Linked DNA regions of Homo sapiens: region 2 is linked to region 1. A link is an interaction called in ENCODE POLR2A ChIA-PET data of the cell type or tissue named here. Cell type or tissue: OCI-LY7. All regions are shown on one strand. Links, peaks and the distances in the headings refer to the core of each region. The heading gives the core; the rest is flanking DNA. Region 1 overlaps KPNA6 (karyopherin subunit alpha 6). Region 2 has its middle 29 kb from the start of KHDRBS1.

Region 1 (9,777 bases), core at 771-8,770:
ATCACCTGAGGTCAAGAGTTCAAGACCAGCCTGGCCAACGTGAAACCCCGTCTCTACTAAAAATACAAAAATTAGCTGGGCGTGGTGGCGGGCACCTGTAATCCCAGCTATTTGGGAGGCTGAGGCAGGAGAATCGCTTGAACCCAGGAGGCAGAGGTTGCAGTGAACCGAGATCACGCCATTGTACTCCAGCCTGGATGCCAAGAATAAAAAACTCCGTTTCAAAAAAAAAAAAAAGGTTCAAAGGGCTGTAGAGTGGTGCTGATGAAACTAAGTCAAAATCATTTAGAGAAACTCTAGAAAATGCAAACTAAACTACAGTGACAGCCACAGATCAGTGGTTGCTGGAGGTGGGGCAGAAAGGAGGGATTCTCAAGCGGGAAGCTTACGGCTTATGAAGGTCATAGATATATTCACTATCTTGTGGTTGTTTTATGGGTGCATATGTGTTTCAATTTATCAACGTGTATATACTTTAAATATGTACAGTTTATTGTATGTCAATTATATTTCAATAAAGTCGATGAAAAAAACTTTAGAGCAGGTGCAGGTTGGTACAACTCTTATTTCCACTGTTAAGCTACAAATTTAAACACCTCCTCATTCTCTTCCCCCAAATCCAGTCTAGGGTCACTCCAAGCCAAAGAAGACAATTTAGAACTTTGCAACAGGTTTTTATTTTTGCTTTATATCTATTACAGTGTTTGAAACCTAAAGAAATACATTTTCTCTTCAAATTTGGATGTGTATATAAATAACATTTGTCTGGACTCAGCACACTCAATGCCATGTTTTCTTCGCCTATGTCTGCTCTGAAATCAAGCTGTGTCTGTCTACCCAGGGGCCCTGAGAACATGGAAAATAGAGTTTATTGTTATTAGAAAAATAAAAGCAAATGAATTTGCAAAGAAAAACCAGTGAGAAGGATTAGATTCATCTTCCAAGGGTCCATAGCTGGTAACCCAAGCCATTCTCGGGGGATATCCAGTCTCTTGAGTGGCTGGGACTCCATTACCCACTTTCCTTCTTTAATAGGTCAAAGGCAATTCCCACAAAAGCTGGCTAAAAAAGCCGACACCCAACTCCAGAGTCTGAGGGTTCATGAAGATGTGGACTTTTTTTTTTGAGACAAGAGCCTCACCCTGTCGCCCAGGCTGGCACAATCTTGGCTCACTGCAACCTCTGCCTCCTAGGTTCAAGAGATTCTCCTGCCTCAGCCTCCCACGTAGCTGAGATCACAGGTGCCCACCACCACACCTGGCTTATTTTTTTTATTTTTTTATTTTTGTAGGGACGGGGTTTTACTATGTTGGTCAGGCTGGTTTTGAACCCCTAACCTCAAGTGATCTGCCCGCCTCAGCCTCCCAAAGTGCTAGGATTACAGGCATGAGCCACCGCGCCCAGCTGAAGATGTGGATTTTTTTTTTTTTTTTTTTTTTGAGATGGAGTCTCGCACTGTCACCCAAGCTGGAGTGCAGTGGCATGATCTTGGCTCACTGCAACCTCCGCCTCCTGGGTTCAAGTGATTCTCCTGTCTCAGCCTCCCAAGTAGCTGGGATTACAGGCGCCTGCCACCACGCCCAGCTAATTTTTTGTATTTTTATTAGAGATGGGGTTTCACTATGTTGCCAGGCTGGTCTCAAACTCCTGACCTCGTGATCCACCCGCCTCGGCCTCCCAAAGTGCTGGGATTACAGGCATGTGCCACCGCGCCTGGCCAGATGTGGACTCTTTAAAGACATGCTCTGAGTCAGAGGTTCCCAGCCAGTGTTAGGATCTCTGAGAGCTTACTTCCTTCAATGCCCCCCAGGCCATGGCGTATATAATAGTTACAGGAGAACAGGGCTGGCATTCAGCAACAGGGTTCAGGTACGAGCTAATGTGGACATCAGAAGTCAGCCTGGCCCAGAGGCAGCTAGGCAGGCCACTAAGATACACTACATAAACCTTTTCCCATGGTGTTCTGGGCCTAACATGTAATACTGCCTCTTCTAACTCTCACAGCCTGCTTAGGTTCTGCACATAGCCCAGACCTGAAGCAAAGCGCCCTTGCAGAGAAAAAAATAACAGCTTTAATTCACAGATTTGGTTGGTCTTGACCTCAAGTTCTTCCTTTGCCACGGTCTAAATCAGGGTGTGGGGCTAGAGGACAGATAATGAGAGACTGAATCATTTATGAAGGCCTTGGCCAAAGAGCAGCTAGTGCCCACTACATGGATCCCAGCAGGGCCAAATTCTCAACTTGTTGGCTTAACAAAAGAATGAAAAAGCTCAAACAGAAAACATACTGGACAAGGTTGGTCCAGAACATGCAATCCTAAATGGCTATGGAATAAATTTATTCTGAGCAATATCTCAGTCTCACACTCACTAAATTCTAGGGTAGTTCTATTGAAGATGTTTACCATGGTTTAGCGCACTGAGCCCTGCACCCTTCCCCAGGCTGCCAGGGAAGCAGAGAGGTACAAACATTCCTAATGCCCCAGTCAGCCTGTTCTCCCTATGGGGTCCCTGGATTACCTGCAGGGACCTGGGGGAAATTGGCTCCCTGTCTTCAGCTGAGAGTCTGGAATCTGAACCCTAGATGAATCTACTGAAGAATGCTCAAGATGATGGATACCAAGCTGAGTGAGTCTAGGGGAGAAGAGAGGCCTGAACAAAAGAGCTGGGGCCTTCAAAGAGGTGTATGAGAGGTGAGGTTAGTAGTGCCAGGCTTTCCTATCTTTTCCTTCTAGTTTGCTAGAAACAAGTACAACTTTAGGGTGTGGGGGGAAGGCAGGTAGACATGAAGAAATGGAAATACAGTTCATTCTGCTAGACATTTTAAACTGGTTTGGCTTGAGAAAAATAGAAAGTCTGTGCCTGAGAACCTTCTTTTCCTCTCCCTTATTTAAGTACAATAGCAGCTATAATCTGTGCAGTTCAGCTCCAAAAAACAGGGCTCCTGGAAGATGGCTTTCATGGCAGAGAGTTGATGGGGTAGATTAATGGGCTCTAGGTAAGGAGCAACACCAAGGGTCCCTGAAAACTGAGGCCAACACCTGCTCCCTGGGGGGGGGCCATTTGTATTCCCTGACCCATGTAACAAGCCTGGCCAGCTGTGGGTGGAATCCATGTGGTTCTATCAGAAGGCTGCAGCCAACATCAAGGCCAGGCAGTCACCAGGGTCAGCTGGGATCTGAAGGGAGGCTTCTAAGACCAGACACCCTGTTAGTACTAAAGATGATGATTTGGGGGTGGGATGCCTGGAGGGGCTGGCACCATTCAAAAAAGTATTGGAAAACATTAGCCAAGAAAAAGGCTCCTTGTCCCTCCTAATCCATATCCAGATACCCCCAACCAGAGATCTTAAAAAGGATAGACCAGCCATATGCCAACATGCCAGGATTCCAAAAGCATGCCTCAACTAATTAGGGTATTCCCTACAGCAGACTGGGGTAGAGGGGCTCCATCCTGGCAATAACCAGAGAGCCTTACCTCGCCTAGGCCAGGGTATGGAATCTAGATGAAGACTGTCCACAAACAGTGGCTCTCAAGCCTGGGCTAAATAAATAATATTTTGCTTCATTACATGGCCAAAGGAGAGGAGGAGATAGAAAAGATGATATTACTACCTCTGTGGGCTGGAAGAACTTCACCTGTTGGTTGAAAGGGGATTAAAGGAAGATAACAGGAAAACCTGGTCTGGAGAAGACATAAATGAAAGCTCCTGGAGGCCACTTTTCTCTGATTAGAAATCTATCCTCACACTCTGCCCCTAGTAGACTTTAGCCTTTGGAGTTCTTAGGGAAAACTGGCTTTAAGCAGCAGCCAGATCACCAAAAACATTTTCCATCTGGTACAGGACCCGGAGCTGAAGCCAAAGTAGATTTTGGAGGAACAGCTGGACAAGCAGGATGTGTATGTCTTACACTAAGAAACTGGTCCCTGTATCAGGGACTTAACTCTTACTTGAGATGTACAAAGTAGATCCTACTAAATTGCCCTTTGGAAGAGAACAATGGGCGGAGGTTGGGTAGGGGAAGGCTTTTTTTTTTTTTTTTTTTTTAAACTGTAAGAGAATGGTTTTTTAATGGAGGTAGCAGGCCAAGTGAAAAAAAGATTCTGCCCCCTGCCTTCCTGGGAGATTGGGAGTTGGCAGCCATCATTCCCAAGCTGATGAGTGGCATATGACTCACCAAGGTGGTACAACATGGGTGGGATTTTTCAAGGACAATTGCCAGACCTAAACCATCCTCCTCAGAAAATGGCTTTGAAGTGGGACTGCAGCACTAGGAGAGGGCAAATTCAAGATCAATGGCCAATAATAAGTACCTGAACTTTAGGTCTATAAGCAGAAGGGCATGGATTTCACCTGAGCCAGAAGGAGATGTGTAGCAATAGAAGCAAGAATGGCATTGTTTCAGAGGAAGGAAAAGCAGAGCTTGGAGCAGGATGCCTCTGACTAACCACAGTGGGGAGGTGGGGGTGGGGCAGACTGTGCCTTCAGCTCCACAGCTGGTCTACACCAACTTCCTCTACTCCCATCCAAACAGGTGGGCTTTACTATCATATGTAATCCACCCAGAGGCACAGGCAAGCCACTAAGGCAATGCACTACCGTAATTCAAACAGAAAGAAGAGGCATCTGGATTATAATTGTCACAAGGAAGGGAAAACCCAAACCAGGTACAAGGATCCCAAACAGGGAAGATACGCAATAGCTCTAAAAAAAAAAAAAAAAAAAGCAGGCTACTAAGTTTCAGTGATAATAGATAATAGGAGAGGCAGCCATGGGTGATCAGTTATGTGGACAATGGCCATTGAGATTGAATTTGACAAGGCAAACTGCTTCTGAGTTTCCTGATACAAGCAGGATGTTCAGCAGTAAGGACAGAGTAGCAGACTTCACCAGGCCCTGAGGCCATCCTTGCTCCCTTCAGGTCCTGGGACAATCAGGCCACGCTGACCTGCTTTATGAAGGTTCCAGAGCTGAAGGTTGGTCCCAGGTGGTGGTCCAGAATCCAAGCAGAGAGGAAAAGGACCAAGCTCAGGCCTCCTGAGCGAGGAAGCATCCATATCTCTTTTTGGTCTTCCTCACAGTATCCTACTTACCGAAATGACAGACAGTTCTTCCTCTTGAGACCAATTAAGATTGACCTACCTAATATATAGAATATAAAAAAATACAGAACTTTTTGACATTCTCTCCTTTAGAAGTAAAATATACATGATCCAACTATGGAAGAGGAAGAAGAAGAAGAAGAAAGGCCAAAGGCAGGGATCCCTGACTATCCCAATACATGACACTCTCACTCCACCCTCCTCTGCAACTTACAGGTCACCAGAGCAAGGACTTTCTCCTCAGGAGAAAGGAAGGACCACAGCCCCCTATCTCAAGCTTAGGAGAAAATACAGCCACCTCAGAGGTTCTCTCAACCTCGAGGGGGAATTTTCAAGTAAACAAATGAAGTTGGGTCGCACCATTTGGAAGGTGAGTAGGAAATATGGGATCAGTAGCTACACGTGGGAAGCCCCATCTGAAGGCCTGTGCTCCTCCCCTGCACTCCCACTGGTATACTTGAGACACTTCAGGAGAGTGAGGAGGATCCCCCAAACTAAAGAGGTCTGGGCAAAGAGTCAGAGGGAGGGAGGGACCTTTGTTTCATGGTAGCCTCCCCAGCCTCTAGTCCCAGGCAATGCAGGCAGCTGGGTTTACTAAAACCAGGAACTTGTGGCTCTTGGGAAGAGCAATCTTAATACAAGAAAAATGTGCAAAAGAAAAAAAAATTAAATAACTCAATCCAAGCGTACAAGATTAATATTCTGTCAGAGCAAGAACACTTTGTTTTGGATTTCTCCCTTCCCCTCCCACCTCCCACCTCTGGAATATACCGTCTGCTCAAGTACCCAAGATAAGAGTTACACAGATCAGGGCAGAGGACCGGGAAGAATGAAAAAAGATAAAGGGAAGGAAGTCACCACTGAAGAAAAAAAGAAAAAAAATAAAAATAAAAAAAGGTGCAAATTGATTACCTTAGTCCTCCTTTGTCTACCCCTGGGCTCCTGGGTTAAAGACATGTGTGCAGCCAAAATATAGTGTAAGGAAGAAAAACCCAACACGTCCCCTTCTTGTCACAAAACCCAAAGGTGAGCCTCAGATGGTTCTGTCTGTCCAGAGGGTGCTCCCTCCAGGGAAGGGGGCGGAGCAGGTCAAGAGCACAGTCTCCAGGGCAGCAGAGGTGTGTGGTGGCTGATGGTGGGGACACTGGTTTCCCGCCCACCAGAGGGCTGCTCTTCCGCTGGCTGGTGGTGCTTCCCATCCCCTCCCCTCCCTGGAGGCAGATATTATAGCTGGAAGCCCTCCATGGGGGCCTCAGGCTGCTGGAAGATGAACTGCTGTTGCGTTTCATCGACTTGGGGAGCCAGGCTGCTATCATCGTCTTCTACACCAAAGTAGTGCTCAATGAGGTCGAAGGCCTTCTGGTAGATCTCCTGGTTCTCGTGGCTCTGGAGAAACTCAATTTTATCCAAGCCTACAGTAGTAAGAAGGAAGGAGAGGGAAGTGTGAGTGCTTTTCTATGGGCAGGTGAAACATTTACCTATTTTTCCTTCCCTGAGGTATGTTAGTGCTTACAAACACAAGTCATATGATCAGATCACTCTTGGACCTGAAAGGGGAGAGTTAAGATTTCTTCTCAAAACTACAGAATCCCAAAGGAAAGAGACCAAAATGTCAGTTACAGAGGTTCTAGTCCTGATTCTGCTTTAAACTAGAAGCATGACCTGGGCACATCATCAGCCTCTCAGGGATGAGTGATGAGTTAATCCAGCACTCTTATAGGTACAGCCTATCAGAAAGAGAACTGACCTATCACTCCTTAGAAGGAGAAGAAACTGGTGAGAGACAACTCTCAACTCAAAAGATGAGCCAAATCCAAATCCTAGCTGTACCCCAGCTACTCAGCACATCCTGATTATACTCATGGTAACGTGTGAAACCCTGTGGATGGTGAAACTTGGCTAGGGCAGGAGCTCTTAACTGTTCTGAAGACACAGACATCAGTCTCATGGAAGCTATGGATGCTTCCCAACCCACACTCCGCCACCACCAACATATGTATACCACGTTGGAGGCCTACAGTCTCAGGTTCTGACCTAGATTGAGGAGAGGGCACATACCATAGGCTTCCTCTATGAGGCCACAATAAGGATTGACCCCTGAGCCACTGCGCTTGCCCTCTTGCTCTCCAAGCCGCAGGATGTTCTCCAGTCCATTGAGGGCCACTTGCACAATCTTCGAATCCATTACAGTCAGCAAGTCACATAGGGGTTTGATGCAGCCCAGTGAGACCAGGTACCTAGGGGCCAGAGACCAGGCAAGTGCTAAACTAGTACAGGACACATGAAGTGCTGGGCAGGTGCTCTGAACTCTCAGCAACCCACTCTTACTAATTTATTTTTTTATTTTTAAGAATTGTGAGGCCGAGCGCGGTGGTTCACACCTGTGATCCCAGCACTTTGGGAGGCTGAGGTGGGCGGATCACAATGTCAAGAGATCGCGACCATCCTGGCTAACATGGTGAAACCCCGTCTCTACTAAAAAAAAATACAAAAAAAAAAAAAAAATTGGCCAGGTGTGGTGGCGGGCACCTGTAGTCCCAGCTACTCGGGAGGCTGAGGCAGGAGAATGGTGTGAACCTAGGAGGCAGAGCTTGCAGTGAGCCGAGATTACGCCACTGCACTCCAGCCTGGGCGACAGAGTGAGACTCCGTCTCAAAAAAAAAAAAAGAAAAGAAAAGAAAAAAGAATTGTGCAACACCCCATTCCATGCCAGAGAATGAGAGTGTTCCCCAACCAAGTCCTTTTTTTTTTTTTGAGACAGGGTCTTGCTCTGTCACCCAGGCTGGGGTGCACTGGTGCGATCCCAGCTCACTGCAGCCTCCTGGGCTCAAGTGATCCTCCTGCCTCAGCCTCCCAAACAGCTGGGACTACAGGTGTGTGCCACCATTCTCAGCTAATTTATTTTTTATTTTTTGTAGAGACAAAGTCTCATTATGTTGTCCAGGCTGGTCTCAAATTCCTGGTCTCAAGCGATCCTCCCACCTTGACCTCCCCAAAGTGCTGGGATTACAGGTGTGAGCCACTGCTCTTACTGAGCCTTGATAACCGCTTATCCTTTCTCTATCTCTCTACCTTCCTGTTGATATTGTTCTAGTTCATTTCACATGTGGTTGGTCTAGTTCATTTCACATGTGGATGCTACCAAACACTCCTCCTCCTTGCCTCTAATGTCTCCTTGGCTGCAATATTACCCCTCTGAACACATTACTTCCCTGCATAAAATTTTTCACAGGCTCCCTAATTCGCTGAACTCCAAATTCTATGGCACAACAATACCATAATACCACAAGCCCAGCCCAGCCTGGATGCTCTGCAATCTGGCTCCTAGTTCCTTTCTAGCTCTGCCTCCCATTATTCCCTTCCAAGGACAATACATTCTAGTCACACTTGTAAAGGTCTCCAGGTTTCTGATTCCTGTACCTTTATTTATGCTTTTCCCTGTCTAAGAGGCCTTTTACAATCCCATATTTATCCTTCAAAGCTTAACTCAACAGCTATCTCTTTTCTCCTAAGACTTTATATATACTAACTGTGCTCCCCTTAATAGGCAACAAGTGAAGGGCAAAACACTTAACTATTCCCACCACTTTCCACTAATGTTCAGATAATGTAAACTAAAATAAAAGAGTACACAGGCCAGGTGGCTCATGCCTATAATCCCAGCACTCTGGGAGGCCAAGGTGGGAGGATCATCTGACATCAGGAGTTCAAGACCAGCCTGCTAACATGGTGAAACCCCGTTTCTACTAAAAGTACAAAAAATTAGCCGGGCGTGGTGGCACGTGCCTGTAACCCCAGCTACTCAGGAGGCTAAAGCAGAAGAATCGCTTGAACCTGGGAGGCAGAGGTTGCGGTCTCAAAAAGAGCACACATACACAAAATAGCTTTCTATTCGCTTCTTTCAAGTCTCATATCCCAAATTAATTTCTCAAAGAAGCTGCTTTTTTGTTTGAGACAGGACCTTGCTCTGTAGCAAATGCTGGAGTGTAGTGGCACAATCACAGCTTATTACAACTGTGACCTCCTGGGCTCAGGTGATCCTCCTGCTTCAGCCTACTGAGTAGCTGTGGCCACGGGCACACGCCACTACAACCTGCTAATTTTTACATTTTTGTACACATGAGACAAAGTCCCTATGTTGCCCAGGCTAGTCTTGAACTCCTGGGTTTAAAGGATCCTCCTGCTTCAGCTTCCCAAGGTGCTGGGATAACAGACATGAGCCACTACACCAGCTTGCTTGTTTTTTTTTGTTTTTTTTTTTTTTTGTGACAGACTCTGGCTCTGTCACTCAGGCTGGAGTGCAGTGGTACAATCACAGCTCACTGCAGCCTTGACCTTCCAGGCTCAAGCCATCCTCCCATCTCAGCTGGGACTATAGGCACATGCCACCACGCCCGGCTAATTTTTGTCTTTCGTAGAGACAGAGTCTTCTTATGTTGGTCAGGCTGAAGAAACTGTTTTGAGTAACCCATAGTACGGTTCCCCTTCATTTGAATTGAGAACTACATAGATTTCAGTTCTCTGTTGGATAAGAAAAGGTAGAGAAAGGATGGATGTCCATGTCATGTTTCTCTTCTCCAGAAGGGAAAACTGGTAAACTGTTATAGTGTCACTGGAATCTGGAATAGATTCCCACATGGCTTACATGGAATCTATTCCAGATTCTAGTGACAC
Region 2 (9,777 bases), core at 681-8,680, 190 kb after region 1:
GGCTGAGCTTGGTTTTGGTGACGACATAGTCTTTCTTTTGGGGAGAACAGGTAGAATGCGGGGGCCACAGGACTGTGGAATAGGCTAGGGAAGCTGAAGATACTGTGAAGAAGGGAGGAGAGAGAGAGAGAGACAGAGAGAGAGAAGCAAAGATTGGGGTACTGGAGTCAAGAAAACCAAGGGGGAGGAGGTCTCAGAGGTGGCCACCAGGTCAAATAGTAGAGATGACAAGAAGAATCAGGACAGGAAAGGGACCACTGGCTTTGAAAAAAATCAATATGCTCCTCCACAGTAAATCACTTTGAGGAGACTGTCACCTCTCTGTAAAAACTACCACATGAAAAAGGTGAAGGATGCCGGAAAGAGGATGATGATTCGGTACCCACAGCAGCTAATATTTCCTGAGCATCTTCTGCATGCTTGGGCCCTGGTAATAACAGGACTTTATCCTGTTGACAAGGTAGGTGTTATCGATACCTTTCTACAGAGGGAGACTGAAACCTAAAGAAATTAATTAACTCTCCCAAGGCCACATAAGGCAGAAATAATGAAAACAGGATTTCACACCAGGTCTGCATGGTCGTAAAGTCCCCACCATACACCATCTCTCCTCAGTGTCCATACTGCAGTGTGCACTGATGGCTCCATAATAATAATATGGGCGGGGCATGGCGGCTCACGCCTGTAATCCCAGCACTTTGGGAGGCTGAGGGGGTTGGATCACGAGGTCAGGAGATCGAGACCATCCTGGCCAACATGGTGAAACCCTGTCTCTACTAAAAATACAAAAATTAGCTGGGTGTGGTGGCGTGTGCCTGTTATTTCAGCTACTCAGGAGGCTGACGCAGGAAAATTGCTTGAACCAAGGAGGCAGAGGTTGCAGTGAGCCGACATCACGCCACTGCACTCCAGCCTGGTGACAGAGCGAGACTCCGTCTCAAAAAAAAAAAAAAAAAAAAAAAAAAGCCTGGTGCGGTGGCTCAAGCCTGTAATCCCAGCAGCACTTTGGGAGGCTGAGAGGGGCAGATCACGAGGTCAGGAGATCGAGACCATCCTGGCTAACACGGTGAAACCCCGTCTCTACTAAAAATACAAAAAAAAAAAAAAAAAAATTAGCTAGGCGTGGTGGCGGGCGCCTGTAGTCCCAGCTATTCTGGAGGCTGAGGCAGGAGAATGGTGTGAACCCAGGAGGTGGAGCTTGCTTTGAGCCAAGATTGCGCCACTGTACACCAGCATGGGCGACAGAGCGAGACTCTGTCTCAAAATAAATAAATAAATAAAATAAAATAAAATAAAATAAAATAATAATATGGACAGTGACCGTTTAGTGAGCACTTCCTGAGCAACATGCTGCACTAAATAGTTTACATATATTAACTTCATTCTCATGGCAGCCCTTTGAGGTAGGTATTATTAATCTCATTTTGCAGTGAGGAAATTGAAGCTCAGACAGGTTAAGTGACACCATCGAAGTCACATAGCCAGAAAGTTGTTGCAGTGGGCTATGTATGAAGCTATCAGTTTCTATTGCCTCCTCAGAATTTTTATTTTTTAATTTTAGAATGAAATTCTTGCTTGCTCCAGGCTGGAGTGCAGTGGTGTTGTGATCACAGCTCACCGCAGCCTTGACCTCCTTGGCTCAAGCTATCCTCTCACCTCGGCCCCCAAGTAGCTGGGACCACAGGCATGTGCCACCACACCTGGCTAATTTTTTTTTTTGTAAAGGTGGGGTCTTGCTTTGCTACCCAGGCTGGTCTCAAACTCCCGGGCTAAAGCAATTCCCCCGCCTTAGCCTGCCAAAGTGCTGGGATTACAGGTGTGAGCCACTGCGCCTGGCCCTCCCCAGAGTTTTTTTTTTTTTTTTTTTTTGAGACGGGGTCTCACTCTGTCGCCCAGGCTGGAGTGCAGTGGCACGATCTCGGCTCACTGCAAGCTCCGCCTCCCGGGTTCACGCCATTCTCCTGCCTCAGCCTCCTGAGTAGCTGGGACTACAGGCACCCACCAGCACGCCCGGCTAATTTTTTTGTATTTTTAGTAGAGATGGGGTTTCACCATGTTAGCCAGGATAGTCTCGATCTCCTGACCTGGTGATCCACCCGCCTCGGCCTCCCAAAGTGCTGGGATTACAGGCTTGAGCCACCGCGCCCGGCCTTCCCCAGAATTTCTTACAGAAAATTTCTACTCGGGATCCAGTAGGTGACCAGCTAGTGCTCTGAAGCTTTGTATGCCATTAATTGCTTAACGTCAGTATCACATGCGCTCTGGATGATTCTCGGTGGCTCCAATGCTGAGTGTGTGGTGGTTGACTCTACTGCATCAGTATCACTCAAGACTGCTCTATCGAGTTACAATGCCTCCTCTTTGTCAGGGTCCTGGCTTCCCCCAGGGCTTGAGGACAGTATGTGGCTTTTGAACTTGCTTTTCATCGGGGATGGAGAAAGCATGCGAGTTCACCCACTGCCTCAATTGTTAGAAGTGTCTGGGCAGAATCAGGCATATGTGGCTGGCCGATGTCTCTCCCTGGTAGTTCCAGGGGCCAGCCTCGCCTTCCTGTCTGAACTCGGCAGGGACAGGCTGGCTGGGTCGACAGAGGCATCTGCCTGGCAGTTGGGGGCCTGTGAGAATAGCTCTAGTTCTCACCCAGCAGCCTGAGTTGTGGCCTGGGCAAGACCTAGTGAAGGCACACGTTAGTCACAGCAGCCTGGGTGGGGAGGGGGCAGGCATGGGGAGTTCCCTGTGGAGTTCTGGGCAGAAGAGAAGAGCTCAGCTATCACTGTGTGACTGGTAGGGCAGAGTGAGGAGGGGCGTTAGGCCAAGTGCCTCTCTTCCCCTTGGTCGTTAGTCGAGAGCCTCAGGGAAAACGCCAGCCTTCCTGATCTGATCTAATTTCGAGCCCCCCTGCTGTGTGACAGAATGATTCTCTCTGCACATGGTCAGCCGCAGATTTTTCTCAAGGTGAAAGCAATTAGGGCTTCATTCCCTCCTCCCCCAGCTGCTAGAAATAAAAGGAAGATGGAAGAGAAGCTTCTGCCAAGGTCAGCCAGAATGCCCAGTCCTGTTCCTGTAATTGGCTCTGCCACCTGCTCACACCTCTCACAGGTTGTTGTGGTCTCAGGCATTTTGGTGTCCCCCAGGGCTGAGGCAGTGAAGACAGCAGGAGCTACTGCTTTTACATCTCTCTCCAGGACAAGAAAGAGGGCATCTTCACCCTGCCCTGGGTGGGGAATGTGCAGGAACTGTGTGAGCCAGGCCTGGGCGGCACACACAGATGGAGCTGAGCTGTTCTCTCCTTTCTCTGGAAGAATCAAAACCCAGGCAAGAGAAAAGTCATTGGAAGGTGGGAGAACTCATTCATTTGGTCAACTGCTAAACCAAGCACTTTGCTAGGCGTTCCTGGTCCCTGTAGTCTTGGAGCCAAGGGGAACAGAGTGGGTGCAGGAGGTGGAGGGATGGGGAAGTCAACGGGCAGGCAATTCCAAAGGTACCAAATGTCACAAAGGAGGACAGCAGGATACCACGGGAACCTGACCTACGATAGAAATTAGGTTCTTGGCTTTTTTTTTTTCCTTAATTTTTAAATGTATTGTCATAGAGATGAGGTTTCACTGTGTTGCCCAGGCTGGTCTTGAACTCCTGGGCTCAAGCAATCCTCTCTTCTTGGCTTCCCAAAGTACTGGGCTTACAGGTGTGAGTGACCAACCACATCCAGCCTTATTTTATTTTATTTTATTTTATTTTATTTTATTTTATTTTATTTTATTTTATTTTATTTTATTTTATTTTATTAGAGAAAGGGTCTTGCTTTGCTGTCCAGGCTGAAGTGCAGTAGCATGAACAGGGCTCACCGCAGCTTTGACCTCCTGGGCTATAAGTGATCCTCCTGCCTCATCCTCTAGAGTAGTTGGGACTACAGACATGCTCCACCATGCCTGGCTAATTTTTAAATTTTTCAGAGAGACAGGGGTCTCACCCTGTTGCCCAGGCTGGTCTTGGCCTCAAGCAATCCTCCTGCCTTGCCTCCCAAAGTGCTGGAATTTCAGGCGTGAGCCACTGCACCAAGCCTACCCCGTTTTTAAGAGTCTCGGGCTGGGTAAGGTGGCTCATGCCTGTAATCCCAGCACTTTGCAGTGTAGTGGCTAGTCTCTACAAAAAAAAGTTTTTAAAAAATGAGCTGGGCTTGGTGTGGTACACCTGTGTTTCCAGCTACTTGGGAGGCTGAGGCAGGAGGATCACTTACAGCCCAGGAGGTTGAGGCTGCAGTGAGTTGTGTTGGTGCCACTGCACTCCAGCCTGGGTAACAGAGCAAGATCCTGTCTCAAAAACAGATAAAAAAATAAACAAATAGAGATAAAATCTCATGGTAAAATATTTAAAAATAAAGGATAAAAATTGAAATCAGAAGCTCCAAATTACTCCCCACCATCTTCCCTGGTGGTAACAGCTGTTAACAGAGTGTTATGTACTTTTCCGGGGGACTTTCCAAATGTATTCAAGTGTAAGTACATATACAGGGCCGTCCTCTTTAAAAACGGGGTTGTTACTACGCTCCTATCCAGCTGGTGACTTCCCCTGCCTCCACTTCACAATATACCCAGGGCATTTTTTCCATGTTAGTACAGAGAGCTTCACCTCATTCTTTTTGGTGGCTGTGTGGTATAAGGAAGTGATTTTTGAAGGGTAAAACCTGAAGAATAAGTAAGATTAGTAAGGCAAAGGGATGGTTCTCTAAAGCACTGAGCCTGGGAAAACAAAAGCAACATAGATCTCTCTAACTATATCTCCTAATGTCTCCCTTCCTTCTGCGTTTAGACCCCCCGCTCCCTCTGCTGCCACATTTTTCTCTAATTTGCAAAGCAGTTCAGCTGTCTTTGTCTTGCCCTAGCTCTGGAGAGCTTCATTCTTCATGCCAAAGCAACTTATGAAGTATTTTCCCAAACAAAGAACCCTCTACCCAGAGAAAAATTGTGCCACTCCCCTAATAGACAAAAGTAGCTGCAGGCAGTTGTGGTTTAAAATAGCAATTAAGAAAAAAAAAATCTGTTACACCATAAAGCACCTGGCAGTTCATAAATGGTGGTTATTTGTTACTAATATTATTTTACATGTGTTGATGGATGGGTTGGCTGCTGCAAGTTCCTGTCCTTCATCCTGGGGTACCCACCTCTTGCTTGGCCACTTTTCAAGTGTAGGGATGGTTGTCTTACTTGTGTTTGTACCTCTAGCTCTCAGCACAAGGCCTGGCATAGAGCAGACACTCAGGAAGTGAGTGTCGAGTTGAACACTGAAGGGCTGGGTGTGCTGTTCCAAGCAGATACTGAGTCACAGACATTGTGGGCCTGCTGTGATCTGAGCCCCAGTATAGATGCTTTGGAACAGTAGAGAAAACAATCAAAAGAGAGGCTCTTGTCCTGGGGAACTTCATCAAGATGGGCCTCATGAAACTGTCACATCATATCACAAATTGTAAAGCATCCACAGTCCCTGGATCAGTACTAATTTTGGCTTTGGGAAGAGGGGATAAACTTTCCTTCACCCCCACCTTTAGGTATAAAATAGATACGGTAATGTGCACAAACCTTAAATGAGCAACTAGATGAATACTTTCTGTTTTTTTTTTTTTTTTTTTTGAGACGAAGTCTCGTTCTTGTCGCCCAGGCTGGAGTGCAATGGCGTGATCTCAGCTCACTGCAACCTCCACCTCCCAGGTTCAAGCAATTCTCCTGCCTCAACCTCCCAAGTAGCTGTGATTACAGGCACCTGCCACCAAGCCCAGCTATTTTTTGTATTTTTAGTAGAGAAGGGTTTTCACCATGTTGGCCAGGCTGATCTCAAACTCCTGACCTCAGGCGATCTGCTTGCCTTGGCCTCTTAAAGTGCTGGGATTATAGGCCTGACTCACCATGCCCGGCCTACTGTCTGATTTTTTAAATTAAAAATATTTTGTTTTTGTTTTTGTTTTTAGTGACAGGGTCTTGCTATGTTGCCCAGGCTGGAGTATAGTGGCTATTCACAGGTGCAATCATAGCTTACTGCAGCCTCAAACTCCTTGGGTCAAGCAATCCTCTTTCCTCAGGCTCCTGAGTAGCTGGGACTATAGGCACATACCACCACACCCAACTTGAAGTTTTATACATGTATATACCTGTATAACCATCAACCAGATCAAAATCCGGATTATTTCCAGGACCCTAGAAGGTTCTCTTGGCCGCCTTTCAGACATACCCCCTGTCACAATAGAAACGATTATTTCTGACCTCCATTACCATCAACTAACTATACCTGTTTTTGAGATTTTTCTAAATGGAATTGCATGGTGTACATTATTTTTGTTCTGGCTTCTTTCACTCAATATTATAGCTATAAAATTCATCCATGTTAGTACTTAGTACTTGTTTTTTTATGTATGTGGTATAGTATTCTATCAAATGAACATATAACAATGGAGGCATTTGGGTTGTTTCTAGCTTTTGGTTATTCTGAATAATGCTGTTACAAACATTCTTTTACATATGTCTTTTTGGTAGACTCAACCATTTATTTTTCTTGGCTATATATATTTGAGTGGAACTGCTAGGTCAGAGGGGATACGTATGTTTAGTTTTAGTAAATACCGCCAGTTTTCCAAAGTGGTTGTACCAGTTTACACTCCTTTCAGTGGTGTATGAGAATTCCAGTTGTTAATATTGTCAGTCGTTTTAATTTCAAATTTCAGCCATTCTGATAGGTACGTAGTGGTATCTCACTGTTTTAATGTATCTACCCACATAGTAATAAGTAATAATATTTTTTGTTTTGAGACAGGGTCTTTTTCTGTTGCCGAGGCTGGGGTGCAGTGGCATGATCATGGCTCATTGTAGCCTCAACCTCCCAGGCTCAAGCAATCCTCCTGCCTCAGCTCCCTGGGTAGCTGGGACTGCAAGTGCATGCCAACACATCTGGCTAATTTTTAAGTTTTTTGTAGAGATGAGGTCGGGCTATGTTGCCCAGGCTGGTCTTGAACTCCTGGCCTCAAGTGATCTGCCCGCCTCGGCTTCCCAAAGTGCTGGAATTACAGGCATGAGCCATCAAGCCCGGCCAGTAATAATGTTTTTACATGCTTGTTTCTTGTGCTATTTGGCCATCTGGATGTCTTTGTTGAAGAGTCTGTTCCCACTTGGTCCCCTCACCCAAGGATGTCTCTCCTACACTCAGTAACCATTTGATGACCTTAACTGATGGTCATTCAATGGTCATCCTTGTGCTGATCACACCCAGATCTCTGTCCAGAGATCCTGCTCCCAAATGCCATACCCACATATTCAGCTGGCTCTTTGATATCTCTAACAGAATGACCCATGTGCCCCTCAGGATCAATATCCAAACTAAAAGCTTCATCTCCTCTTCAGCCCCTAATCCATTTTCCTTCCTTTCTGCTCAGGCCACTCCAGGGCACCCAGACTGGCCCATCATCTTCATCCTCACGGACTCTGTGAATGTTTAGGCCCCAATCTCACACATTTCAAGAAATGTGGCCAGGCGTGGTGGCTCACACCTGTAATCTCAGCACTTTGGGAGGCCGAGGCAGGTGGATAACTGGAGGTTAAGAGTTCGAGACTAGCCTGGACAACATGGTGAAACCCTGTCTCTACTAAAAATACAAAAATTAGGCAGGGGTGGTGGCAGGCGCCTATAATCCTAGCTCCTTGGGAGGCTGAGGCAGGAGAATCCCTTGAACCTGGGAGGCGGAGGTTGCAGTGAGCCGAGATCACGCCACTGCATACCAGCCTGGGTGACAGAGCGAGACTCTGTCTCAAAAAAAGGAAGGGAGGGAGGGAGGGAGGGAGGGAGGGAAGGAAATAAAAATATGCACAGCCTGTTTCCTTTCCCCACCCCACACCCTCTTTGCCCTGGATACCTCCTCCTTGGGTCTCAGCTTACATGCCACTTCCTCTGGTTTAGGTGTTTCCTCTGCTGTCTTCCAGTGCCAGTTCCTTCCTGTCAAGTCATTTATCACACTGGCTTATAATTACCAGTGTCAATGCCTGAATCCCTGGATCATCTGTTGTTTTGCCTGCTCAGCATTCTTTCCCCTCCTCTCAGTAGTCTAGTTTTCGCTAGGAGCCATCTCTCCATTCTTGCTCCGTGTGTTGGGGTGTGGCTGCAGAGAAGGATGTGCATATCACCCAGGCCCGACAAGTCAGCATATTCCATCCTTTAGTTCTGTAACTGGGTCAATGTTAAGCACAGAACCAAGGTAGTTGATCAGAGCAATCTTAGGATTTTTGCTGGAACAAATGGGAAAGAAGCATTCTTTTTCTGAGGGGGTTACTACAGGGCTAAGATGAAAGCCTGGAGCCTGGGGGATCCTGGTCTGGGGAGTGACCCAGGCCTACCTCACCACACATTTTGGTGGGAGATCTCCCTTCCACATTACTAAAGCACATAGATTCTACAAAAAAACATATCTCCACAGCCCTTTTGCAATTCTGGTGCAATAGTGGATTTTCTAATTATCTTCATTTAGCTTTGTTGTCAAACTACAGAGTAGTAGGGGTTTTTGTGTGTGTGTATGTGGTTTTTTTTTTTTTTTTTGACACGGAGTCTCACTTTGTCGCACAGGCTGGAGTGCAGTGGTGTGATCTCACCTCACTGCAACCTCTGCCTCCCAGGTCAAGTGGTGATTCTCCTGCCTCAGCCTCCTGAGTAGCTGGAATTATAGTCATGCACCACCATGCCCGGCTAATTTTTTTGTATTTTTAGTACAGACGGGGTTTTGCCACGTTGGCCAGGCTGGTCTCGAACTGCTGACCTCAGGTGATCTGCCTGCCTCAGCCTCCCAAAGTGCTGGGTTTACAGCTGTGAGCTACTGCGCCCAGCCTGAGTAGTAGTTTTTGAGAGCACAGATTCCGCAGTAACTTAAGGGTTTGAATCTAGCACTGCCATATGTCACATGTGACTTTGAGCAAACTGCTTAGACTCTCTGTGCCTCAGTTACGTCATCTGTAAAATGGAGATGATAACAGTACTTACTTTATAGTGTTTTTGTGAGAATTAAATGAATTGATTAATGTAAAAGGACTTGTTTACACTGTGGGGAAAATACCACCCGGGACATTTCACAAAGGAAGTGAAAGCAAGGCCAGGTTTCCAAGTGGCTAAAGATGGCTTTGCTGGCAGTGGGGAGTGTGACAGGCTAATAGCCTGAGCGTCTTACCAGTAACTGCTAGTGAATTCCCTTGTTTTCTCTATTTCATCTGTTGTGTGTTCTTAATCTCACACTGACATCTCCGATGAAACCCTTTTCAAGTGTTTGGCATCTCATGGGGGTTTGACAGCAAGGGTGGTAGCCAAGCGGGTTTAACTCCAAAGGGATAATGGTGGTGTTTGCTGCAAAAACTTGAGAGGTAACATTGTTTACAGTGTACAGAGTATTTCATTTGCATATTAAGTTCACTGACTGCGATTCTAGCACGTATATAACCACGTTACACAGAAAATTCAGAAACTCCTCCAGCTACTACCTAACTCTGGAACTGCACATACCTGGGACATAGTAAAATATTGCAATCTTAATAATATAGACTTTGGCCAGGCAAGGTGGCTTATGCCTGTAATCCCAGCACTTTGGGAGGCTGAGTTGGGTGGATCACCTGAGGTCAGGAGTTCGAGACTAGCCTGGCCAACATGGTGAAACCCCGTCTCTACTAAAAATACAAAAATTAGCTGGGCATGGTGATGGGCACCCGTAGTCCCAGCTACTTGGGAAGCTGAGGCAGAAGAATTACTTGAACCTGGGAG

The links. Peaks named below come from ENCODE experiments on the same cell type or tissue, not always from the same donor. Only the 100,000 strongest peaks of a DNase experiment are listed, where the experiment ranks them.
Region 2: POLR2A ChIA-PET joins it to region 1 with 12 read pairs; 2 of 35 experiments call an interaction of 5 or more read pairs at or near these places.

The regions. Positions count from the first base shown.
Region 1 is chr1:32,167,445-32,177,221 of GRCh38, reverse strand. KPNA6 (karyopherin subunit alpha 6) reads right to left here. Exons shown (of 14, transcript NM_012316.5): 13 at 7,162-7,340; 14 at 659-6,515. The coding sequence ends at 6,328. Among named protein-coding and RNA genes, the nearest start is that of TXLNA, 7.3 kb to the left of the region's middle. In OCI-LY7, for the core only: no CTCF peak of the experiment used is centred there; a DNase peak (open chromatin) is centred at 4,501.
Region 2 is chr1:31,980,390-31,990,166 of GRCh38, reverse strand. No RefSeq gene overlaps it. Among named protein-coding and RNA genes, the nearest start is that of KHDRBS1, 29 kb to the left of the region's middle. RefSeq lists an enhancer at 4,745-4,814. In OCI-LY7, for the core only: no CTCF peak of the experiment used is centred there; DNase peaks (open chromatin) are centred at 4,526, 5,226 and 7,906; H3K4me3 peaks cover 1,229 bases; H3K27ac peaks cover 4,238 bases.